Linked DNA regions of Homo sapiens: all the other regions are linked to region 1. A link is a loop called in an ENCODE intact Hi-C map of the cell type or tissue named here. Cell type or tissue: OCI-LY7. All regions are shown on one strand. Region 1 overlaps AUTS2 (activator of transcription and developmental regulator AUTS2). Region 2 overlaps AUTS2 (activator of transcription and developmental regulator AUTS2). Region 3 overlaps AUTS2 (activator of transcription and developmental regulator AUTS2).

Region 1 (8,000 bases):
CCTAGCCTTATTGTAATTTGCACTTATCTACCATTAGAACATCATAAACCCAAGTGATGAACAGAATGGATGTAACTTAGTGCGTGTATGTAATGCATATGATGTAACATACATAAAGACAAATGGAAAATGCCTGCAAGATAGTTTCCCTGTTGTCTCATGCCTCAGCAGTAATGAAACATATACTGAGTGCTTATTGTGGGTCAGTTACTGTGTTAAATGTTTGTCACGAATCATCCCATCCAGTTCTCACAATCAACCTGTCATGTAGGTGCTATTTTTGTCCACATTTTTATAGATAAGGTGGCTGAGACTTAGAAAAAGCTAACACCACTTGCCTGTGGTCATAGAGCTAGCAATTAGCAAAGCCATTGCTTCTAACCAGTGTGCATTTTGCCTTGCACAATAAACTACATTAAAAGATTTACTTTAGTTTTTCTACCTCCCAATTGAAGCCACTATCAGATATATAGTCTAAACTTAGATTTGATTCTGTTTAGAAACACTTAATGTTCCTAATGTTATCAGGAAATTTGCTGTTCATTTTTTCAAGATCTGAGTAGAATGTCACATTCTCCATGAACTTTCCATGATGCTCTTCTTCCAAATGTTTCTGTAGCACCTGGTTGTAGCCTGGCTCTTAGGATTCCCCTGTCTGTGCTCTGGACTTCTTTAGAAGCACCTTGTCTGGTTCAGTTACTGCCTTTGTTTGTATTGCTGGCACATTCCTTTGTGCTTGGTGCATAGTAGATAATTAATAGATATTTGTTAAATTGAACTGGATGCTTAATAAATGTTTGGATCTAATTATGATCTTAACTCTGGTGTGTACTTCAGGTACTTCAGGAAGGTCATTGCAGCATTAGATGACTATGGAGACCCTCAGTGTTTTAGACTGAGATGACTTGCCATTCCTACAAGAGATCAATTGAATGAATAATTGGGGCTGATTTTTCCCTAAGTATTGCTTAGAACATATACTGTTTTTTTTCTCCTCAAAAATTGCCAGTTATATTGCCATACTGGACAAAATAAAACTGTTAGCTATATATCTATATCTATACCTATATAAATTTTAAAAACGTAGCACAAAGTTTCTGCACCATACTTTGTGAGCAGCTCTGTGTATTCCAAGGCTCAGAAAATCAGACTTTCAAAGCTAAATTTTACCAATATATATCCCATTGAAATTTGCATGAGCAAGCAGAAATAATGTGGATGTTGGAGTTAGGTAAATGAATCAAATCCTGGTTCAGCCACTTTCTAGGTATGTGATTTTGGGCAAGATATTTAATTTTTTTCAACATAGTTTTTTTATTTTTAAAATGGAAAAGTTATGCACTGGCAGATTTGGAGGATGAAATAATATGTTGGGAGACAGTGTGTTAAGTTACTTCTCAAAAAGTTCTATTATAATTATAGGTTGCTAATTTTTGGCATATTTTCATTTTAAAACTTTTATTCTAATTTCATTCTTAAACAGTGTAAGCATATTCACAGTAGCTTTTCTGATCACCTTATACCCAAGCACTGCCACATGACTTCTGGTCCAGTGTTCCAAGTGAAGGCCAAGTAATGTCAAGGTATGCTGTATACGGATTTTCTAGGAGTGTGAATAAAGAAGAGGAATGGAGCCATCCATGGATGGCAAAGTCATGCCGTTGCAATAAGTACTACATTTACATATTTAGTACAGATCCCATCTTAGAAAGGGTGGATTTGGTCGGGTGCGGTGGCTTACGTCTGTGTGATTTCAGCACTTTGGGAGGCTGAGGTGAGCAGATCGCTTGAGCCCAGGAGTTTGAGACCAGCCAGGACAACATAGCAAGACCTGTCTCTCTCTTTCTCTCTTTTTTTTTAAAGGCTCCCTGCTCATGAGGAATGGGGAGAGGGAAGAAAGGGTGGATTTGGAGAAGGTTATAGCAGTGAGTATGGCTGTAAATTTGCAAGGAATAACTTTTTTTATTTCCAACAGTGATTGCTTTAGATAAATATTTTATTGTAGATTTCAATATTGTTGCAATTGTATTTGACTCAGCAAAAATAGTTTTTATAATTTGTCAACAGAACTTCTTTAAAATGGCTTCCTAAGTTGTTTCAGCTAATTATGAGGTATGGTGATCTCAACCTCCTTCCAACCACTGGTCCACTCTTGAGTCTTCAGGCTTTTTTTTTTGCTTCAAGAGTAGCATTGTAAGTTTTTAGTCTTCAGAGAACAGGAAGAATTCTAGTTTCTCAGTTCTTGTTCTGATCAGGATTGTATTTTCTTTTCGTCAGTTTGTGCTCTGAAACTGCAGGGCCAGGCAGAGTCCATGCTACCTGATAAAGCATCTGGAACCATGGAAAACTGAGGGTGGATATGATGAGCCTCTCTAATACCAGAGATAGTGGACAGAAGCCATCCGTTTTGCATTTGGCTTTTTTGAGGACTCAGTAAATCCACACAGAGAATTAGCTAAGGCTGTTTGAGAAACAGCCTGTGGGATAATGAACACTTTTATGCTTTTTAAAATGACCACGGGGAGCCTCATCAGAAGAGGCGATTCCAGGATTCCAAGATGGCAGCTGGGTTTTTCATTGTTCCTGTGGGACTTGCACTGTGAAGTGTGATTGTAGCTGATTTTTCCTTTCAACAGGAATTCATTAGGGGTATCCATTAGCTAATGAACTATTGATATAAGAAAAAAGGTCAGTTATTTTAGAGAGGAAAAATGTGGCTTTAACTCTCGATTATTTGTGTGTTGGGTCCATTTGAAGGCTTCTTCCCCTGGCTCAAAATCTGGAAAACTGATTTGAAAGACCTTCAGTTTTATTTAGAAAGAAGGAAAAACAGATTATTTCAGTTACTTTATGTTTTGTGATTTTTACTCGATTTACCTAAAGAGAAAGTGCTCAGATTTAAATTCTAGGTACCTTCGTTGCTAATTATTTTTTACTGCACTTTTATGGCCATTTTTTATTTCTAAGGATTGAACCCTTTTTTTTGTAGTTTTCTCTCAAGGGCTAATATTTATATTTTTTTGCTTCCAAAAACTGTTAAAGTCTGAAAGTGTAAATTTATATTTGTGGTGTTTACTTTGTCCTTTAAATGTTTTTGTGTACCCATACTTTTTGTCATAAAGATGGAAAAATGATATTAAATTAACCAAATGAAAGTAATTAATGCTGAACATTCACTAAATTATTAAGATGTTAATGTGATTCCAAATGCAGATAGTTCATGGGCAGCAGCATGTGTCCTGGGACTCCCCCTCAAAGGTTGGCAAGGTTTGGGCAATTTTGAGGGAGGGAGTTAATTCTTAAGTAGTAAGCTTTTTCGTTTACCTCTACTATTTATAAGCTAATATGCAGGATCATTGTAAATTAGTGAAAAGTGCATTCCATTGAACTAGTAGTTGTAATACTGGGTTAAATATCTAAGTTGTGTGACTTTGGGCATGAGTTTCTGCCTCTGTGGGTCTTATTTTTCCCTGTTATCAGAACTGTAGCATTGGACTAGATCATGTTTCCTTGTGTGTTTTTTGGAAAATGTGACAATATACTAGGACCTACATGAAGTCACAGTATAAACACCCAAGGGACACAACAGGCATATCTTCCTGCCTTTCATATCTATTCACTTGAGGCTTTTGGTAAGACATTAATTTTATACTTAAGCAAACATATTAAAGACTGAAAGGAACTCATATATCTTCATATAGTGTTAAAGATATTAACACAAAAATGAAAGAAATATTGTCCATACAGCAGGCCACAGATAGATATCCCTTGTTTTGTGATCAGTCTTTTCTGCTATGGAGGGCACTTTGGACACATTTGAGGATCACTGCATTAGATGACAGGAAATGTGTTTCTTCCTATGCTCAAGTTGTGTAGCCATGACATTTGAGGATATTTACATTTTGAATTTCCCTCCTCCCTCCCCTAAATTAGTGGCATGTTCTAGAGAAGGGTTCATGTGCTTTATTTACATAAAACCTATCTCAATGTTGTTTGATAAGAATCTGTTAAGAGATCTTGTCCTAAAAGGATGGCACTTAGTGTTGGAACTGGAGAATGGTGGGGTGTGAGGAGTTAAAGTAATTCCCTAAGCACACTAGACACGCCTGATGCCCCTTTCAAGCCAGTCTGCTTCCACGTGGTGATTCTTTCTGATTCCCATTATCACTGTGTCCCCCTCACCCCTGCCATTTAGCCTAGATTCTGGCAGAATGGAAATCCACGTTTCTGAATTTAGTATGATTTTTTTTTCTTTCCTTCTATTCTCAGCAACAATAAGTACTCTTGATGGCAGCTGCTGTATTAAGCCCAAGAGCTTAAAAGATTAAAGAAACCACTAACAGCAGTAAGGAGGAAGTTTAAGGGCCTGTTTTTCTGAAGGTTTGTGTTTTCATTCTGATGGTTGAGTAGAAAATTACAAACAGGTTGTGTTCGGCAGCTGGAATGCTCTCCAACATCTGGGGAGACCCAGCCTTCTGTTTATTTCCCATTCATTGGAAGGGTGGCCAGCCAGTAGCAGAAACTGCAGGCAGAGATACTAGAACTCTTTGGGTACATAAGCCGTTAGAAATTCTTTTTTTGTAGAAATTTCTTCATAGAAATACCTTGTTCTCTATTTTTTCATAAGCTTGACTGAGCACTTAACTTCAGGTCAGTTGCTGAGGAAGAGGTCTGAAGGTAATATTAGTACCCCCCCAACTACTTTCAGCTGGAAACAAGAGTTGTTTGGGCCCTTACTGAGTTCCTACTTTAGAGTCAAGGGCTGGCCTTCCCCTGCATCTGTCTGCATATACCTCACAGCTGAGCAGATAACATATTTGTGCAGCTATTCCCTTATGATTTCCTCTCTATTAGAGAGAGGTGGAGCCTATGACAGACTGCAGAGTGTTTGCTCCATTCTTCCCCACCCCGTAGCTTTACTGAGGTATAGTTGATAATTAAAGTATTTACATATATTTAAGGTATATAGCTTGATTATGAGATATATAAGTATACATTGTGAATATTCAAAATCAAACTAATCAATCACTCCACATAGTTACCGCTTTTCTTTTTATAGTGAGAATACTTAGTATCTACCTTCTTAGCAAATTTTATTTATGCCACATAGTGACTATAGTTAACAATATTATATACTCAAACCCAGTTATTTTAATTTTTAATTTTTTTAGAGCTAGGATCTCGCTCTGTTGCTCAGGTTAGAGTGCAGTGGTGCTATCATAGCTCACTGCAACCTCAAACTCCTGGGCTCAAGCAGTCCCGCCATCTCAGCCTCCCAAGTAGTTAGGACTACAGGTATATACCGCCATGCCTGGCCTAATTTTTATTTTTAGAGATGAAGTCTAGCTTTGTTGCCCAGACTGGAATGCAGTGGCATGATCATAGCTCACTGTAGGCTCGAACTCCTGGGCTTAAGTGATTCTCCTGCCTTGGCCCCCCAGTTGCTGCGAGAATGGTGCCTTGTTCTCAAAACCATTTTGTAAAAAGTAATGTGCTGGCCAAATAAAACAGAACGCCAGTTTGTTATTTTTGGACAGCTTCATTATTTTGTACATGGGAAAAGAGAAGTTCGAAGTTTTGCCTTATGCAAGGTCATAAAGCTGGTCAGTGGCCCAACCAGGTTTAGAACCTTTATCTTTGGGGCTATTTGAGAAATTCAAGTGATCCCAGTTCAATCATTAGTGGCATTTGTGGTCTTCAGTCTGCACTGAGCAAGGGTTTCATGTTTGGTGTCTAATATTTTAGGATTATTAGAGCTAATCTAGCCTTTGGAGAAGCCAAATGGATTTTGGGGGTTGTCTGTAAGAACCCATCATGATGGCTGGAACAGCTCTTAAGTGGAACTTCTACATAAATCAACTTGCATTTGTTCTGTAACACCATGTGAATTTTCCTGAATTTCCAAGTAAATATATTTTGCATATTGCTTACAAATTGCTTAGGCTGTCTTCATGAATAATGAAAGCTGTGCTGTAGGAAGCTGGATATTAAGAAGGGGTGTTTTTAAAAACAGTATTTCATTTCTTTTGCTTATATTTTCTGTAGCCTCAAGGGTGTGTTCAGAGGTGGTAGGGAGGGAGGGTGCTGTTAAGGTTTCTCAACACCTGTGTTCCTTTACAGACCATTATCTCTTCTGCTATCAAAGAGGACTTGCCAGTTAGGTCAGGATGCATAAACCTCTGGACAGTGCCTTCTCCTATGCTTATCTTTGCTATATGTCTTGTTGTGTGTTTAGCTTCCATAACAAGGTTCTCTACTTCTCCAGTTTAAGAAGAAATCATCTGTTGTGCTGAACCTCTATTCATCTCAGTAGGGAAGGCACCAGCTTCAAGAGGCTGAGAAGAGACCCAGAGCCAGCAAATGAGACATGGGGTTTTATTAGGGGCTTACATACAGGGGAGAGAGTCCAGTGGTGGCAGACTGGACAACATACTGGCACCGCTCAGTGGCAGAGGGCTGGGCAGGAAAACTGCAGCCGCTTTGCAAACAGCATGCAGTTTATATAGCATTTTCAATTAACACCCTCCCCTTAACAACTTTCACCTGGCAACTTGCATGCCAACCCAAAGTTTAGGGCCTCAATTCCCTGTATGGCCCATGTTCCGTGGCATGGGCAGGGGGCTCAGATGTTCCTCCTAGACAAGGAATGAATCTCTGGATTGGCCACTGTGGGACTCCCTAGCTCGACACACACATTCAGGTGCATCTGCCATACAGTGTCATTTTAAGGGTATGCTCAAGTTATTGCTCTCAGAGGTGTTTACCCTACTATTATCATTTGACAATAATACCTATATGTGACGTACATTGTCTAGTGACAGTCCTGATTTCCAGTAGCTCCCACAACAACTTCATAAGTATCATAGCCCCACTTTTTAGGTAAAGAAAGCAGAGGTTTGGGGATTGTGTCTTCCCTAGTCGACACACCTTGACAGTGTAGAACCAGCATTCAGAGGCAAATCTCACTTAGGCCTGGTGTTCTTTCCAACATGCCTCAGCTGCTGCTTTGCCTTCTCTTTCTCCCTTCACCTGGCATTTTGACCACACTAATTGTGCTGGCATCTCATTCCAGGGAGTATGGGATGAGATGCCAGCACTAGAGTATGGCTTTCAAAACATTTTTTGTCCCAGCTCACAGTTACAAATACAGTTTATGTCATCAAGTATACATACATATGCACATGCTCAAATGCACATACATACCTGTGCTTACATGTACTCATATAAAACTGAAAGTTTAATTATATATGCAGTAAACTCTAATATTTCCTTTTCTGTTTTACACTGTTAATACATACTCACCTGTAACCGTTATTACTCACTAAATTGGTTTTACAATCAAGATCACCTGCGGTTGAAACAGTGCTATAGAGTGGAAATCTTTACGGTGAGTTATGTGCTCTCTCCCCTCAACCCCTTACGAGATTTTTAGGATAATCCATGGGAGCACGAAAAAAACGGTTGAAATTATATTTTGATTTATTTCCATCTTAAGGAAGAGATTAAATGTTGCTGTTACTTAATATCCGAGTTGACAGTGCAGCATCACTCGGGCTGTGAAACAGTCAGTCCAGTGCTCTGTAGAGTGTGGCAGGTCCTGAAGGAAGAGTGGGAGTTCCTAAAGTGGCACACTCCTTCAGCCTTTCGTTGTGTGATGTGCTCCAGTTTGTATGGCTCATAAAGCATGTTAGTAGGTTATATTATTTACTTTTGGCAAAGAGAACAAGTGGTTTTATTTTTATTTTTCTTTTGAGACAGGGTCTCATTCCATTGTCCAGGCTGTAATGCAGTGGTGTGATCACAACTCACTGCAGCCTCAACCTCCTGGGCACAGGTGATCCTCCTACCTCAGCCTTCCAAGTAGCTGGAAATATAGGTGTGGATCACCACGCCTGACTAAGTTTTTTCTTTTTGTTCTTTCTTTTTTTTTTTTTTTTTGGAGAGACGGGGTTTTGCCAGGCTGGCCTCAAACTCCTGCTGAAGCAATTCGCCTGCCTTGG
Region 2 (8,000 bases), 130 kb before region 1:
GATTCAGTGCCCAGTATGTATAAAGTGCTGTGTGTATACTGGAGAGAGGGAACTGGAATCTAACTTGGGGATGGGGGTGGATCCAGAGGAGTAGAGATATGAAGAAATACACATTTAAGTCCAGTAAGTTTTTCATGCACCTGTAGTCCTGAGAGGTGAAGCCAGCTGGACGTCCTGGGTCGAGTGGGGACTTGGAGAACTTTTCTGTCAAGCAAGAGGATTGTAAATGCACCAATCAGCACTCTGTGTCTAGCTAAAGGATTGTAAATGCACCAATCGGCACTCTGTAAAATGGACCAGTCAGTGCTCTGTAAAATGGACCAATGAGCAGGACGTGGGCAGGGACAAATAAGGGAATAAAAGCTGGCTACCCCAGCCAGCGGTAGCAATGCAGCACTGATCCCCTTCCATACTGTGGAAGCTTTGTTCTTTCTCTCTTTACAATAAATCTTGCTGCTGCTCACTCTTAGGGTCTGCACCACCTTTAAGAGCTGCAACACTCACCGCGAGGGTCTGCAGCTTCATTGCTGAAGTCAGGGAAACCATGAACCCACCGGGAAAAACAAACAACTCCAGACGTGCCACCTTTAAGAGCTGTAACATTCACCTTGACGTCCAAGGCTTCATTCTTGAAGTCAGTGAGACCAAGAACCCACCAGAAGGAACCAACTCTGGACACAGTCCAAGCTACTCCAGAGGCTGAGGTGAGAGGATCGATTGAGCTCAGGAGGTTGAGGCTGCAGTGAGCTGTGATTGCACCACTGCACTCCAGCCTGGGCGATAGAGTGAGACAGGGTCTCCAAAAAAAAAAAAAAAAAAAAAGTCTAGTAAGTTTTTGTTTTCCTTTAAAGGCAGAGGGGAGCCACTGAAGGTTATTGAGCAGGGAAGTAACAAGATTAGAGTTGTAATCATGAATCTAATTAAAAAATCAGTGACTGGAGGGAAGTAGATGGGTTAGAAGGCTAGTCTAGTTTTAATACTGTGAGGCAGATGAGAAGGGCTTGAACTAGCAGAGTTCTAGAAAAATGGTGATGTAAGCAACAATAGAGTCATATTAGTTAAGGGTGAGAGGGAAGAAATATTTACAATTCACTGTGGACCAGCCACTTATGCCTGTCATTGGTAGAGCTTAACCATCACAATTTTAGCAACACAGAGATTGATTTTTATAGAAGGTCCAAAGGATATGTAGCTTGGAGACATATTCAAGATTTGACTCATGCTGGGTGTTATGGCTCACACCTGTAGTGGCTCACAGCTACCTGGTAGGTCAAGGTGGGAGGACTGTTTGAGCCCAGGAATTGGGACCAGTTGGGCAACACAGCAAGATCTCATCTCCAAAAGCAAAAGATTTGATTCAAGCCTGCCTGCCTGCAAAGCCTGTACCCTTTTTGCTCTAGATTCTAGACTTTGGCGAATAGAATGATACATTTTGTTTATAATTGGACAGTTGTTGATCTTGGCAGAAGTGTTGACTGCTGGGAGGTGTTAAGAGAAAGGAAAAAGCAGCATAAGATATGGAAGTTTGTTTGATGAAACTGTATCTCAAAGAGTTTAAGAGTTTTAGCACAGGACAGATAGAATCTTGCCCCACCCAAGATGATGGAAGAACAAAACAAAGTCTGTGCTGTTTTCTTTGTTAACCAGAGTTGAGAGTGGAGTCCAATCCAATATCTGCCTAGTGGGAGTCTCTTGAGTCCTGATCCCATGAGATCATACATATGGCTGCTACTCCTGTTGTGAGGAAGGTTGCAATTTTAGAAATAAACCTGGAGCTTTTGAAGGTCCTATTTATTACTTCAGCCCACTTACTGCCGAGGTCCCCATGTTTTGCAAGTGACAAAAATAAATCTAAAATGGAAAACTAGGGAGAAGGTGAGAGAAAGTGTCCAGAGAAACTGGGGACTTTGAGTTGTTTGGTCTAAGCTACTTATTTGCATTTTTGTCTCCACTTCCTAGCAAGCATATTGGTACTTAGCAATGGTGGGAGGAAGGCAGAACTGTAAAAAAAACGAAGTCATCATTCTATCCTTACACTTGAGTTTCCTTTCAGCAACCTCTCTCTCCCTTGTCTTTGTCCCGTCTCATAACTTAGGCGTGATGTGCTGCTGTATCTGCCTTGCTGCCTTCTCCTGAGTGGAAGCTGCAGCTACAGTGTTGGTTATTACACCTGGCAATTAGATTGTGCAGGACAGTAGTTGGCTAGGAATGGCATAAGGTTGCATGCCTCGTTAAATCTGAACTCCACTCAGCATAGACTCTTGTAGAAGCAAGGGGGATTTGTTTAGGTAAGGAGCCCTTGAAAGGAGCCTGCTTGTTGAACTGTATGTTGAGCAGCAGTGATGAAAAGATGCCTAAACATGTGTCCCACAGCAGCTACAGTCCATCAGCATTGGACACATTGGTAGATCACCCCTGCTGTTAACACAGGTCTTTTCAGCTTACTCGTTTGTGTACTTAACTGTTGAGTGCTCTTTTAATTAGGGGCGACTAACATCAAAGTACTATAGTTGTGCCGGGCCTGCTAATCAACAGGTTTCACTTATACTGGGGATCACTTCAGCTTTACACCACCATTATCATGACATTGATTTTTCTGTGCACATAAAAGGAAGCACTTACTGAATACAGGAAAAAATCATGATTGCTAGGTGGAAAAAAAAACAAAAAACCAGCAAGAGGAACTCAGTTACCCAGGGAAAATGTAAACGTTTCATATGAACATTGACAGTGAAATGGATTTGATGAGTTTTGAGGTGATTTTGTTAGATACTTTGAGAGAAATTGAGAATTCTGTATTCCGAAGAGACAGCCGGACTTGAAACTCTAGAGGTATGATTTTGACCAAGACCTGAACTTCTCTTTGCCTCAGTTTTTTCATCTATAAAATAGGGTTAGTAATAATACCAACCTCACTGAGATATTGTGAGGATTTTGTGAGATATTGTGAGATTGAATGATTAGCTTAGTCACTGGATGTAAGTACTCAAATTATAGCTATTAATAAGTGTGATACGGCTGGGCACGGTGGCTCACGTCTGTAATCCCAGCACTGTGGGAGGCCGAGGTGGGCGTATCACAAAGTCAGGAGTTCGAGACCATCCTGGCTAACACGGTGAAACCCCATCTCTACTAAAAATACAAAAAATTAGTCGGGCATGGTGGCACCTGTTGTCCCAGCTACTCAGGAGGCTGAGGCAGGAGAATGGCGTGAACCTGGGAGGCGGAGCTTGCAGTGAGCCGAGATCGCGCCACCGCACTCCAGCCTGGGTGACAGCGCGAGATTCTGTCTCAAAAAAAAAAAAATAAGTGTGATACTTAATGTCATAAATCATTGTTATTATTTCTGAGAACTGATATCTTGTGGTCCATTGTTGTGGCAGAAGTATAATTTATATAGGAACCGAAACCAGCCCTCGATTTTTTTTTTTAATCGCCGATCTTGGTTGGGCTTCACTATCATTTTCATCAGCTTCACAACCCCTCAGTTCTGAGAACCCTCCTTGCCATACAAGCCACTGGAGTGTCTGCGTTTCCTTTCTGTGGACATTGTCACCTTTCCCTTCATTTTGGTAAGGCCATGGAAACAGAGCAATCAGATAAAAGACCTGGGCATTTGGCACTTTCATTGGCCATACTTCTCCTTCTGGCTTGAGTTTATATGTGGTTTGGGGTAGTTACTGGTGAAATTGAGCTTTGCAGCTGTCTACTTAATCTGCATTTCCTGATCTGCTTTGGCTGGCAATCAAAAGCTGTATCTATTTCGGAGATTGCGCAATAAGACTTTTAATGACAAGTTAAAAGACAAAGGGTTGGTGGGATTGAACCTTATGCAGAAAATACTTCACTATACTTCGGTGGCTCCTGTTTACTGGTGATTTTGTGTGGATAGTAACTTAAAATCAAGAAACATTTTTGCTAACATATTTCCTGGGCCATTTTAGAAAGAAATTTCTTTATTTAGCCAGTAAGTAGAGCTTTCTTTAGCGTTTACATAGTTATCTTTTTAATATTAATTTTTGCAATCCATATGAATGAGGCCACATGTCCTTTAACAATTTTAGACCTCTTCTGTTATGCATTACTGCCATCTGTCAGTATGAGAGAAAGCTTCCTGGGGCAGAAGGACTTAAAACAATGGTTCTCAACCCTGGGGTCACATTAGAATCACTGGCAGAGCTTTTAAGAAATTTTAGTGCCTGGGCCAGTTCCAGATACATAGTTGCTCTGGGATGGGGCCCAGGCATTGATGTTTTTAAAAAACTCCCTAGGTGATTCTAGGGTATAACTGGGCTGAGAGGCTCTCCTCCGAAAGCACTGTCTTAATGGAAGAACCAGTGGCATGAGAACAGTTCTGCTTTTTCTCAGCAGTAACCTTGTTGTCTTCCATTGCAGTGCTGATTTTGACAATGGAGCCATGCGGTTGTATTTGGGTAGCGGTTTGGAGGGTAACAAGTGTGTCTTTTGTATCTCTGAATCCTCTGCAGCCAGTCTAGTGCCTGGCATATACTAGATGCTCACTATCCTCCACTTCACTTCTTTTGGATGACTAAATAATGGAATGGAGCCCAGATGTACTAGCCTTTTTACTTAATCCCTGAGCCTTTCTCCTTCAGTGGTCCGTAAGGGAGCAGGTCCACAAGCATACACTTTTATTGTTCCAGGAGGAGGAAGACGCCCAGCTTCGGAATGCTTGAGGCATAAAACTGATCCTTGGTTAAGATCAGCAGAGGCTTGCTGTGTGCAACATAAATTGTCAGGTAAAGAAGCAATTAACGTAGTGCCATTTATTTCCTCTTTAAGCATCTAGTCCTTATGAGTGTTGTGGTTCTGCACTCCAACTGGAAACAGGTTCTCTATTGCCCTGTTTTGCTCTTAAACACAGACACCTTTTTCAGTCAAGAGAATTAGGGCCTTTTAAAAACTCTTCTTTCTTTCTTTTCCTTTTTAGGTAGCCCATATTGAATCAGGTCCTGCAGCTATAGTTATTCATGCAGGGAGAATTCTATGAACACAGGGGAGAATGGCCTGGGAGTTTGATAATTTGTTATTTTTTGGTTTGTAGATTGAGAAGTATATTAAGTAAGGATAACCCCTTATAGTTAGTTAGTTATTTTATAGTTTTCCTGTCCAGAAGGTTTTAATCTCTCACACGGCTGTGGACTGGCAAAGTAACTAATTATTGTCTCCAGTTTATGGATAAAAAAATTTAAGATGCGGCAAGGTTAAGTGACCTGCCTAAGGTGATAGACCTGGGCCTTGAATCCACAGCTTTTGACTGTAAATCCCTTCAGTACACTGAGCTTTGGATAGTACTTTTGCTTGGATTAGAACACCCTATAAATGTGACTAATGGCATCTCAGGGTTCTGTCCTGGCTGTCATAGTTGAATCCTTTATTTGCATTGCATGTGCTTGCTTGTGTGTGTGCGTGTGCAACTATTAATATTAAGCATCTTGCCATTTGCCTCTGTAGAGCACAGTTGATAGACGGGAATATACACTTGATGTAGTCAAGAGAGTGTCATCTTTTATTAAGAATTCTGATCTTGCCTCTCCAAAATGCCTACTTTCACTTTTAGTCTATTGTAAGTGTGAATATTTGTGTGTGGTATTTTATTCCTAGGCAAGGTGTTTTTCTCAGTCTATGTTGTGTGTCTAGGATGATAATGTTAAAGCTTAATATATTTAGTTTTGGAAGACTACATTTTTCTGGGGTGGTTTATGAGTTGTTTTCCTTCCTCCAACAAATTATTGAGTGTCTAGTATGTGTTCTATGCTGTCTACCTTTACTTCCATCTCAAGGAAGTCTAGGATAAAAATAACATTGTTTATCTGTGAAGGGATAAAGAGTCAACACCCATTTCATGTCAGCTCTGTCTTTATTAGGCATTTGGCTATTGAGCTTTCTAATTTCTTGACTTTTGGGAGTGTTTCTCCCAGTTACCAGACAGGTCCAGGGTGGGAAATGCTTTCCTTGGGCCCCAGAACTAGCTCATGGAGAGGTGGTTGTAGCTTCTGGGAATTTTGAAAAGAGCCACACCCAGGAATCTGCTTGGACTATGTGTTCTTTCTGTCCTGCCTTTACTCTCCTCTTTTCTCCCTCTTATAAGCAAAGCGTCTTTTTGCTTCCTTGCCCCCAATCCCAGAGAGACTGTTAACTTATGTTTGCATGTAAGGAGAACAGTCAGAGTTAAGGATCTCAAACTCAGGAAAGTGGTTTTTGTACTCAAGAGCTCCCTGTGTGTTTGCGCAGCACACTTACCTCCATCCAGGATGCACTTATCCTGCGTAGATGGATTGTAACCGTGATAGAGGGGGAAAAAGAAGAGGGGAAAAAAAAACCCCTAAAAAAACCCTGGATTCTGAAGATGGCTGCAGTATATTCTTCAATAGAAATTTGAAGCATGAAGTGGATTTTAGAACACCACATGAAGCTCTTCTTACTTAAAACACAAGAACTTAAAACTTGGCCAGGGGAAAGGTGTAGGGAGGTGGAGAAAAGCACTCCTTCCATTTAAGGGGAAGTAAGCACTTGACTTCATCAATTGTGGTTAAGATAAACAAAGCTTATCTTTTTGGTTGGCATCAGAAGGGGCATTTAAAGTCTCATGAAATGAGAGAAGGGTTGTTCTGTTCCTTATTTACTGTACTTGAACGGAGTCACTGAAAACCTTGATGGGATGTCTCTATGACTGCTCATTCCTAGTTGTCTGCAGCACTGTGGCCAGTGAATATGCTGGTTCCCACAGAGGAAGGCCCACAGCATGGTTTCCTTCCTCTTCTTTTAATTTTGCCTCGTGTCTTTTGTAGACGAGAGTGCTCTGCAGTAATTCTTTTGTAGAAACTGCCATGCCTCAAATCACATTACATAATACAGGCTGGGGACCAGCATTCCGTGAGGACTTGATCAATGGGTTGGGAAACAAGGTTGATAGCATTGCTGTGGAGGAGATGTCAATGCGAATTTGTCAGCTCACCTCACATCCTTGCTTGCAGAACTTTGATTTTATTTAGGTGTTCACTTCCATGTGGACTTGAGTTCAGGGGGGTACATCTTGATTAGTCTATTCCAGTCATTATATTTCTACTCCTTGTCAGTGATGGGCTTAGGAAGGTCCAGGTCTGGCTGGCTGGACATGAGGGGAAATCTTGTGTGGGCACTTCTAGAAAACGTTTCCTTGATTTTGATGAAGAGAAGTATAATTTCTATCTGGTTGTTGTCTGCATGTGGTGCTTTGAAATTGGCAGTTGCCATCTTTGAACCGTGAGCCAGCGTAAGAGGACAGGCCCACATGCAGGGGACAGCAAAGCTGTACAAAAGATAGATACTATCTTTGATGATATTGTGGAGCTGTTGAATTGATCAGCCTGAGTCCATTCCATTTTGGGACTTCTTGTTATGTGTGAGAAAGAAAAATCACGTTTTAACTATTTTGGCTGGATTTTCTGTTTCCTTCAGTCTAGTGTATTATAACTGATAACTATCTTACCCCATTCATACAGGATGGTTTGAGATAAAATTAGAAAATATTGGAAATGCTTTTACACAAGTATGACACACACAATTAACATAGACATTAACATAAATATTATATTGTAATGTCCAGTGTTCTCATACTTTGCTTCCATATCACTTCTGCTAGCATTTTCTCCAAAGCAAGGGGACAGGCCATGAGGATGAAAAACAGCCATTTAAAAACTGTCTTGGGGGTTTTCAGTATTCTTTCTGTAAGAATTGACATGATACATAACTCCTAAAACATAGTATAAGGCAAAAATTATTCTTTCCTGATGAACTTGTATTTCTTCTTATTGGAAAGTGGCAAATAAAATAATCCAGTATAGGAGGCATCATGCTACCTGACTTCAAACTATACTACAAGGCTACAGTAACCAAAACAGCATGGTAGTGGTACCAAAACATACATATAGATCAATGGAACAGAATAGAGACCTCAGAAATAGGACCACACATCTAAAACCAGCTGATCTTGGACA
Region 3 (8,000 bases), 76 kb after region 1:
ATGCACACAAATGAGGTTATGGGACAGCATTAGTGTTAATGAATTTCAGGTAACAGGATAATGATCATTATAGCATCTACCAGTAATTGGATACCTATTATGTGCTGAGTCTTGTATTTGATGCTTTGTATTTCTGATCTCATGTAATCCTCTTGACAATTCCATGGATTGGACAGAATTAATTTTATTTTATGGGTGAGGAAACTGAGGCTTAAAGAGCTGCTAGCTTTTATTTAGCCATGTAGAGCTCAAGGTTCAAACTCTAATCTGCCTTTCCTGCAGATATACTCTCTTCTGTATCTGCTTGTTTCTCTAATATTCCCCCATCACTGTCATCACTGGCTATTTTTCAGTGTTTCACTTGGATGAAAAACATATCTACATACTTTTTTTGTTTCCTTTTTTTTTTTTTTTTTTAAAGACAAGGTCTCGCTCTGTCACCAAGGCTGGAACGCAGTGGCTGGATCTTGGCTCACTGCAACCTCTGCCTCCCAGGTTCAAGTGATTCTCCTGCCTCAGCCTCTCAAGTAGCTGGGATTACAGGCATGCACTACCATGCCTGGCTAAGTTTGTTTTGTATTTTTAGTAGGGACAGAGTTTCACTTTGTTGGACAGGCTGGTCTTGAACTCCTGATCTCTGGTGATCAGCCCGCCTTGGCCTCCCAAAGTGCTGGGATTACAGGCGTGAGCTGCCATGCCTGGCCTGCATACTTTTTTTTACTAAGCTTTTTTTTTTTTTTTTTTAATAGGATGCTGAAGGAGCTGAGGCAGTGCTGAAGGATGTTAAAAGCACACACAGTGGAGAGCTTATTGTTGTTCCAAGGCCTAATTGGAGATCTAGGTTGGCATTTCCTACAGCTTTCAAAGTGTACAACTAAAAGACTATCCTAAGAAGATGAGATAGTTTCTGAACTAGGCACGAAAAGCTGTAAGGAGTGTCACCTCCCAGTGCCCTCTGGCCTATTTTTCTCACTGATGGATTGCTTTGTTATCTGCTGCCAGACCCCTTAATGTGCTGGCTCAGCCTTCACAGGGATTAGTCACAGAAGATGGGCGCTGCAGCTGCAGGTCTGGCTCCAGAGGCTTTGGGTGGTACCTACTACTACTTACTTAGCCCTTAGCCAGATATTCCCTAGAAGGGAAAACGCTCCTTAGTTTCACTGAGGATCTGGCCTCATGAGCAGACACTAGTTCTAATAATACTCTTTACCTTCTTTGTAGCTCCCAGCCATTGTCTTCTACCTTCCCTTGCCTAGCTTTAGTCACTGCCAGCAGCTATTTCTAGGCTGTTGGCACTTTGAAGTGGAATTGGGCAGACAGAGGTGAGAGCAGGCTGTGAGTTCCCTCTCTGGAGGTTGGCTCCTTACAGCACACATGGGAGGCAGTGCTGAAGGATGTTAAAAAGCACACACAGAGGAAGAGCTTACTTGTTGTTCCAAGGCCTAATTGGAGATCTAGGTTGGCATTTCCTATAGCTTGGCATGGAACGATTTGAATGTTTGTGGATGGTGCTTGCCTCATACCTTGCCAACTCAAATTTTGGGCAGATCAGCTTCTGTGAGTTTTGTCTCGACAAGTTGGGAAAGTTTCCTAACTTTAGATGACTGTGTGAATCTTTGAGGAGCTTGATAGTTAGCAGGTGAGGGCTGCTATTTTGAAGGAAATAGACATTAATATATTCTTCTTTAATATATCTGAATGGGTATACATATGTGCTCCTTTGTTTCTTGTAAATGGGCAGTACAGGAGGGAGAAACTGAAGGAGAGGACTTGGTCAGGAGATAAACCCCCACAGATGCCAAGATGTTGGCTTGTTGAAGCTTATTCGTGGTTAGTTTTACTGTGATACTATGTGCAGATGGTTCCTAAGTTATAATGGTTTGACTTATGATTTTTTAGTTTTATGATAGTTTTGGTGCAAAATCATTTTTTTTTTTACGTTTAGTACAGTATCCAATAAAGTGTGACATATTCAGTACTTTATTATAAAATAGGCTTTATGTTAGATTATTTTGCCCATCTGTAGGCTAATGTAAGTGTTCTGAGCCCATTTAAGGTATGCTCGGCTAAGGTCAGGTGTATCAGATGCTTTTTTGACTTTTGATATTTTCAACTAACAATGGGCTTATTGGGATATAACCCCATGATAAGTCTAGGAGCATCTGTATTTGTCTGTGAATTACTTAGGGACTCTTTTGATGTCTTCGTTTTGGAAACTCTCTGTTGTTGGTTTTTGTTATTTTAGCCTTGTCGGGTTTTCCTCATACTGGTCTAACTGCTAGTATCTTTTATTGGCCCCTCTTTCTTGGATATCCTTTACATGTTTATATTTGTTAGTGTTTCTTCCTTGACTTGTCTCACTTCTCGTGTTTCCTTGGGTTTGCCTCCATTACTAAGTCTTCATCCAGCCCCTATGTCATTGGTTCTCAAAGTGTGGTCCCCAGACCAGCAGCAGCAGCATCACCTGGGAACTTGCTGGAAATGCCTGAACTAAACTTAAGACACTATATAAAACAGGAAAAGGCATTTTACATTTTGATACACATTGTCAAAAACATTGTACTGGTTTCATGGTATGCATTATAAGGCATAAAGTAGATCAAGCCTATGTTCCTAATGCATACATTTCTATTGACCTCAGAGAGTGAACTATCATATAATAGAAATAGGATTATCATTAGTTTAATGAATGAGAAAGACTCTTCATGTTTGTTCTTTACCTAATCTATGCAGTTTAAACCTAGATCGACCTCAGGGAAATATGGGAAATTGTGTTCTCTTCTGGCTTGTTTAAGTACAAGGAACTCAGACCCACTCTAATTTGCTTTAAGTGTTTTTTTTTGTTTGTTTTGAACAGTAAGAAACTATTTAGGGTGGAGAACTTTATTTCAGTAAGGCCTCATGTGAAGTGGAATTAAGACAGTCATAATGTCCTTTTGTGGCTTGATCTTGATGAGGTGATAGGCTTCTGCACACATTCATCAACTGTTCATATTCTTTCCCGCTCTGTCCGCCCCCCCCACCCTCATCTTGCTTGCACACACGTGCATACTTTTGCATGCTCTCTGACTCTCTCTCTTCTTCCCTCTCCTTCCTGCCAACACAGCTGTATTCATCTTCATTTCTTTTTCACCTGGCTTCCTCCCTCTCTGCTCTGTGTCTTTTCAGGTCCCTCCCAAGTTTAGTTCACGCATTACTCATTCTATGAACCTCTTAAACTTCGTGCATTCTATCTTTTATCCCTATTACTATGTCACCCTGGCAGTTTCATAATGCAGATTTCTGAGTAGGAGTCCCAGTGGGACAGAACCTGGCCACTTGATGGCAGGTCCAGTGTCCTGGTCGATTCCCTTAGAAAGTGCTGTGCAGAGGACTGTTACTTTTTCTTATAGATCATTCTATGTTTTAAGTATTAAATGAAGCCTCAGCTCCAGCATAGCGTTTCTGACAGGCTGACTCACTTCACATTTAATGATTGTATCCAGCATCTTGTCTCTACTCTCCAGCAATGCAGCTCCTTCTTCTGGTGTCGTCACTTCTATGGACATATCCTGTGGATGTTCCCATCCACCTGAGCCCAAAACCTCTGTGCTTGTTTGTTCCTCCTCCTCCTTAGCCCTCACATCTCTTCAATATTTTTCTCTCTCTTTACTATTACTTAATGCTACTGCCATATTGCTTCTTGACTAGATTTTAATAATCTTCTGATTTCAATCTGTTACTTTGTCTCAGTCAGAATAACCTACTTCCCCTTTCACATGAAATACTTATCTACCCTGAGGAATATCCCTCAAGGCTCTCTATTGCCTGCGAATTGAGAATAGACTCCTCTGCTGAAGATTCACGGTCTTCAGCAGTATGCCCCCTACTTGGTTCTTTTACTCCAAACACTGTACTCTAGCTACATAGGACTACTGAGTAATACTCCTCAAAGGCTCCCTCTCTTGGGTACTTGTAAAGTGCCCTTTAGCTGTGTAGCAGAGAATAGGACAGGAGTGCACACTCTGGGGCTAGACTGACGGGCTGGAATCTCAGCCCAGCTTGAAAACTTTGAGCATTTGTTATTTTATCTTTCTGTGCCTCATTTTTCTCAACTGTAAAATGGAAACAGTGATAGTATCTGCCTTGTGGGTTGTTTTAAGAGTTAAATATGGAGCACTCAGAGCAGTGCCAGACACACAGCAAATCCTCAGGTCTTTCCAGGGATACTTTTTTTTTTTTTTTTTTTTAATATTCTCCATTAGACGTGATGTTTCTGTCTCTGCGATGTGGTAATTTTTTCTGTTTTTTATTTTTAAGGGTACCTATCACAGTCTGCTTCCCCCTTTTCAGATTATTTGTGGATTTCAGATGTTCACCTGTTTTTCTTTGAGCTCCTTGAGTATGGAGATGGTATTTTATTGAAACTTATATTATGACATACGGAGCTCAATAAACATTTGTTGAATTGGATTATATCCAAAAGATGCTTCTGCTAAAATACTGTAGTAACTTCCATCTGTCCCATGAATGTTCGTGTTCTGAGACAATAATGTAATTCTTAAAACTAGGTTTTAAACCTTAAAAGTGAAAGAAAGTGAATACTTTGCGGTTGTCATATAGATGTACTGCTACTCAAGTATAGTAAGTATATTGGTGAAATATTTAGAAAAAAACAACTAGTTGTGAATCTGAATCAGAGATCAGCAAACTTTTTGCTACAGAGGGAAAAATATTAAATATGTTCAACTTTGCTGGTCATATTATCTGTGTTGGATCTGTTTACCACAGCAATCGTAATATGAAAAATATGTAAATGGTTGAGTTCCAGTAAAACTTTATTTACAAAAACAGGTGGACTATAATTTACCAACCTCTGGCCTGTGTCATTACTGTGCAAACCACACATCATTTTAGAAGCTGTTTGTTGCAAAAGCTCCAGGTGCTGCCACATCCAAAGATACACACCTGCATGTCTTCTCATTAGGTATAAGGAAACCTTTCCAGAAAATCTCAGCAGATTACTCACAAGTTCAGTGGCCCAAAGTTGTATCACATTCTCACACTTCAAACCAGTTACTGATGATGGAATGAGACTACCATGATTGGCCCAAATACACCAGGAATCACAGGTGTTGTTGTGGATAAGGCCTCCCTATCTGCATCACGTGACCATGTTGATGAGGGCATTTCCTTGTGAAGTGAAAACCATTGAATTGTACAATGAATGTGATACAGCATGGGCTGCCACAGTCCAGTTGTCACCTACTCTTCTGTTGTTCTTCTGAACATCATCATAATGTCACATTTGACAGGTGTGAGGTTTCTTTGTTAAAGCTCAGACTTATTTTAAATTAATATTCTTATCACATGAATAGACCCGTGGTAATGATGTAATGACCTTGGAGGGGCAGGCCAGTTTTCCGCTGTGAAGCATAAAGTTTCCCATATGACATCCTTGGGCTACTCATTTTGGTATTCTCAGATATGCAAAACAGAGAAAACAACAGGCTTCCCACTTCAGAATTCACCATATACCCTTCTCCTTCTTGAAAGGGAGAAACCAATTAGACAAGGACTAGCCTTCTCTTATACTTAATAAAGGCAGGTGAGTTGAGCCTCTTAGTATTTGTCATACACTATGGATTAAACCAGTTTATGGCCCATGTCATTGTACCCAAAACTCTGGTGTATAATAGTAAAACGTTCATAGTTTTCAAATTAGACTTAGAGCTTCTTGGTCTCACTTTAGAATATTTTGACAGCCCTTTGGCTTTCACAGAAAGACCTAGTCCCTCAGGGGTCTTGAACTGAGCTAATTATCCTAGTCATATCCTGTAGAACGGGATCCCACTATGGCTTGTCTGAGACTGCATTGTTGTCTTGGGTTGTATGGGACCATGAGACAAACGGCTGTACTGTTTTTCCACTTGGCTTTTCTGTGGTGTAAAACTATCTTTTAGGAGCCACAAAATGCTATTCTTTTACTTGTTGAAAGATTTTAAGAAAGAAAGAAAGGGAGGGAGGGAGGACTGTAAGGGAAAAGAGACCATTAACATGACATGTTTCCTGTCGCTCTCCAATCTGAGTCTAACCCCAGATGACTGTATTCCCATTGTTTTATTGTGAGGGCATTTGTGAGGGCCTTCCCCTTGGTTGTGTCTTGGTTTACAGTCTATAGAATTGGATTAGACAATGTTAATTCAATTAATGACTGTACTGAAAGTTTGTCTTAGTGTGCAGTGAAAACAGGAGAGCAGCCTCTAATAATCTATGGATTTAATGACTGCAACTTTGAAGAGTGTTAAGCTAAAGTGAAGTTCAGAATGGCTTGTTAACTGGGTTTATTAGCTGTTGACCTTCCCTTTCAGCATAATAGTGGCAGTCAGACCGAAGAGAGCACTAACGTCCTGATTAGCATTTATCTAAAGATAGGCTGCTGCCTGTTACACAGTAAATTAGTTCAATCAGCCATAAAGAGCTTGAGAAACATTTTCTGCTTTATAAAAAGAATTAGATGTTAGAACAGTTCATCTGGCATAGCTCAGTGAAGATGGATTGAGCCCCTGAACGTGCTCATTTGAGGAAGGCGCTTTGAGGATATTGAGTAATTGAACAGATTTTCCTACAAGATTGATCAGGGGCCCTAGATTTCCTGCACAATTGAGTGATGCTCTAATTTTTGCCTTCTAATAAGAGCAGTACATCTGCTCCTGTTTCTGTGTATTCATCGAGTGAAACTGAAAATCAATTTATTTAGCACCTACTATGCACTCTATGTCCCTTACGAAATAAAAGCAATAGGATCTACTGATCACAGTCTATTTGATTGAAGAGATGAAAACTACACTAAAACTTGAAATTCACCACTTCCACTACCACTGCTTCTTTTCTTCTGAAAAGAAGAAACTGTAGAATGAAAGCTGCTACTTTTGGTATATTTCTTGAGATCATCTTATGAAGTGAAGCACATTTTCCCACAGAAACAGTATAGTAGTCGGGGTTAACGTTTCTGACTAAAGTCTTGGCACCAACTAAGTTCTTCTCATAGTGGGTCATAAAAGCAAAAAGGCAAAAATTATAAACCTTTCTAAATCATTTAAAAACTTAAATTATGATCCAGGTCCTTAAAAAAAGGACATAAATGTACTGTACAATTGAATTTTATGAGGTGCCCCAATGTACTATAAAGTATACATAGAGCATATAAAATTCTAACTCCGCTGTATCATAAATTTGACCTCACTGAAATGAATAGGCTCACTGTATGGCAAGCATTAATGAAACGTTTAATTAACATTCCCTTCACTTGCATTTTTAGAATTTTAAAGGGCTTCCTGGGGACTATTTCAATGGCTGAGGTTTTTGCAAAACAAAAGAACAAAACCTTCTCATAAAAACTGATCTCTTTTGCTCAATAACTCCTCCAATAGAGACATTTAATTTAATTAGACTGATGAACCTGAATTTGAATTTTATACCCAAACCTATGATCATCCTTAAAAAAAATAAAACAAAAAATATGGTATTGAGACAGTTAAGCACTTGATGACTTCATGAAGGCTTCCTGTGGACCCTTTAAGCCACTGTGTATACACATATCATTTATGTCCTTGCAGTTTTCCCAAGCTAAAAGCCACAGGGATATGAGTACTTTGTGAGGGACAGTGGTGCAGTGTTAGAATGGATGAGCTGTAGGGCTGTGGGCTTCAGACCCTTTCATAGCTCCCTGTAAGGTATCCTCCTCCTCTAACCTTCCCTGTAATTATGCTATGTTGGTTTACTTTATTGCCTGGTCACTCCAGGAGAAGTCCCCAGGGAGTCATACTTGAATGAACAGATAGAGGCAGAGTAAAAAAAAAAAAAGACATTATGCTAAGTGAAAGAAAAGTCATTCACAAATGACTGCATATGGTGTGACTATATTTGTATTAAATATCCAGAATAGGCAAATCTGTAGAGATGGAAAGTTGGAAAGTAGATTAGTAGTTGTCTAGGGGTGAAACATGAGAGGGATAGGG

Evidence for each region. Hi-C counts contacts between places; a loop is a spot of excess contacts. Peaks named below come from ENCODE experiments on the same cell type or tissue, not always from the same donor. Only the 100,000 strongest peaks of a DNase experiment are listed, where the experiment ranks them.
Region 2: it touches region 1 in a loop (3-fold over the local background); 2 of 110 quality-filtered maps call a loop at or near these places.
Region 3: it touches region 1 in a loop (4-fold over the local background); 14 of 110 quality-filtered maps call a loop at or near these places.

Annotation. Positions count from the first base shown.
Region 1 is chr7:69,949,130-69,957,129 of GRCh38, forward strand. All of the region lies in intron 2 of AUTS2 (activator of transcription and developmental regulator AUTS2), which reads left to right. Among named protein-coding and RNA genes, the nearest start is that of AUTS2, 350 kb to the left of the region's middle. In OCI-LY7, no CTCF peak of the experiment used is centred here; DNase peaks (open chromatin) are centred at 3,882, 4,382 and 4,722; H3K4me3 peaks cover 2,662 bases; H3K27ac peaks cover 4,040 bases.
Region 2 is chr7:69,821,116-69,829,115 of GRCh38, forward strand. The region is part of intron 1 of AUTS2 (activator of transcription and developmental regulator AUTS2); the gene reads left to right. Among named protein-coding and RNA genes, the nearest start is that of AUTS2, 230 kb to the left of the region's middle. In OCI-LY7, a CTCF peak has its summit at 4,112; DNase peaks (open chromatin) are centred at 3,426, 3,726, 4,116, 4,376 and 3 weaker places; H3K4me3 peaks cover 6,152 bases; H3K27ac peaks cover 6,686 bases.
Region 3 is chr7:70,025,052-70,033,051 of GRCh38, forward strand. The region is part of intron 2 of AUTS2 (activator of transcription and developmental regulator AUTS2); the gene reads left to right. Among named protein-coding and RNA genes, the nearest start is that of AUTS2, 430 kb to the left of the region's middle. In OCI-LY7, no CTCF peak of the experiment used is centred here; DNase peaks (open chromatin) are centred at 3,060, 3,880, 5,050 and 5,160; H3K4me3 peaks cover 1,034 bases; H3K27ac peaks cover 2,221 bases.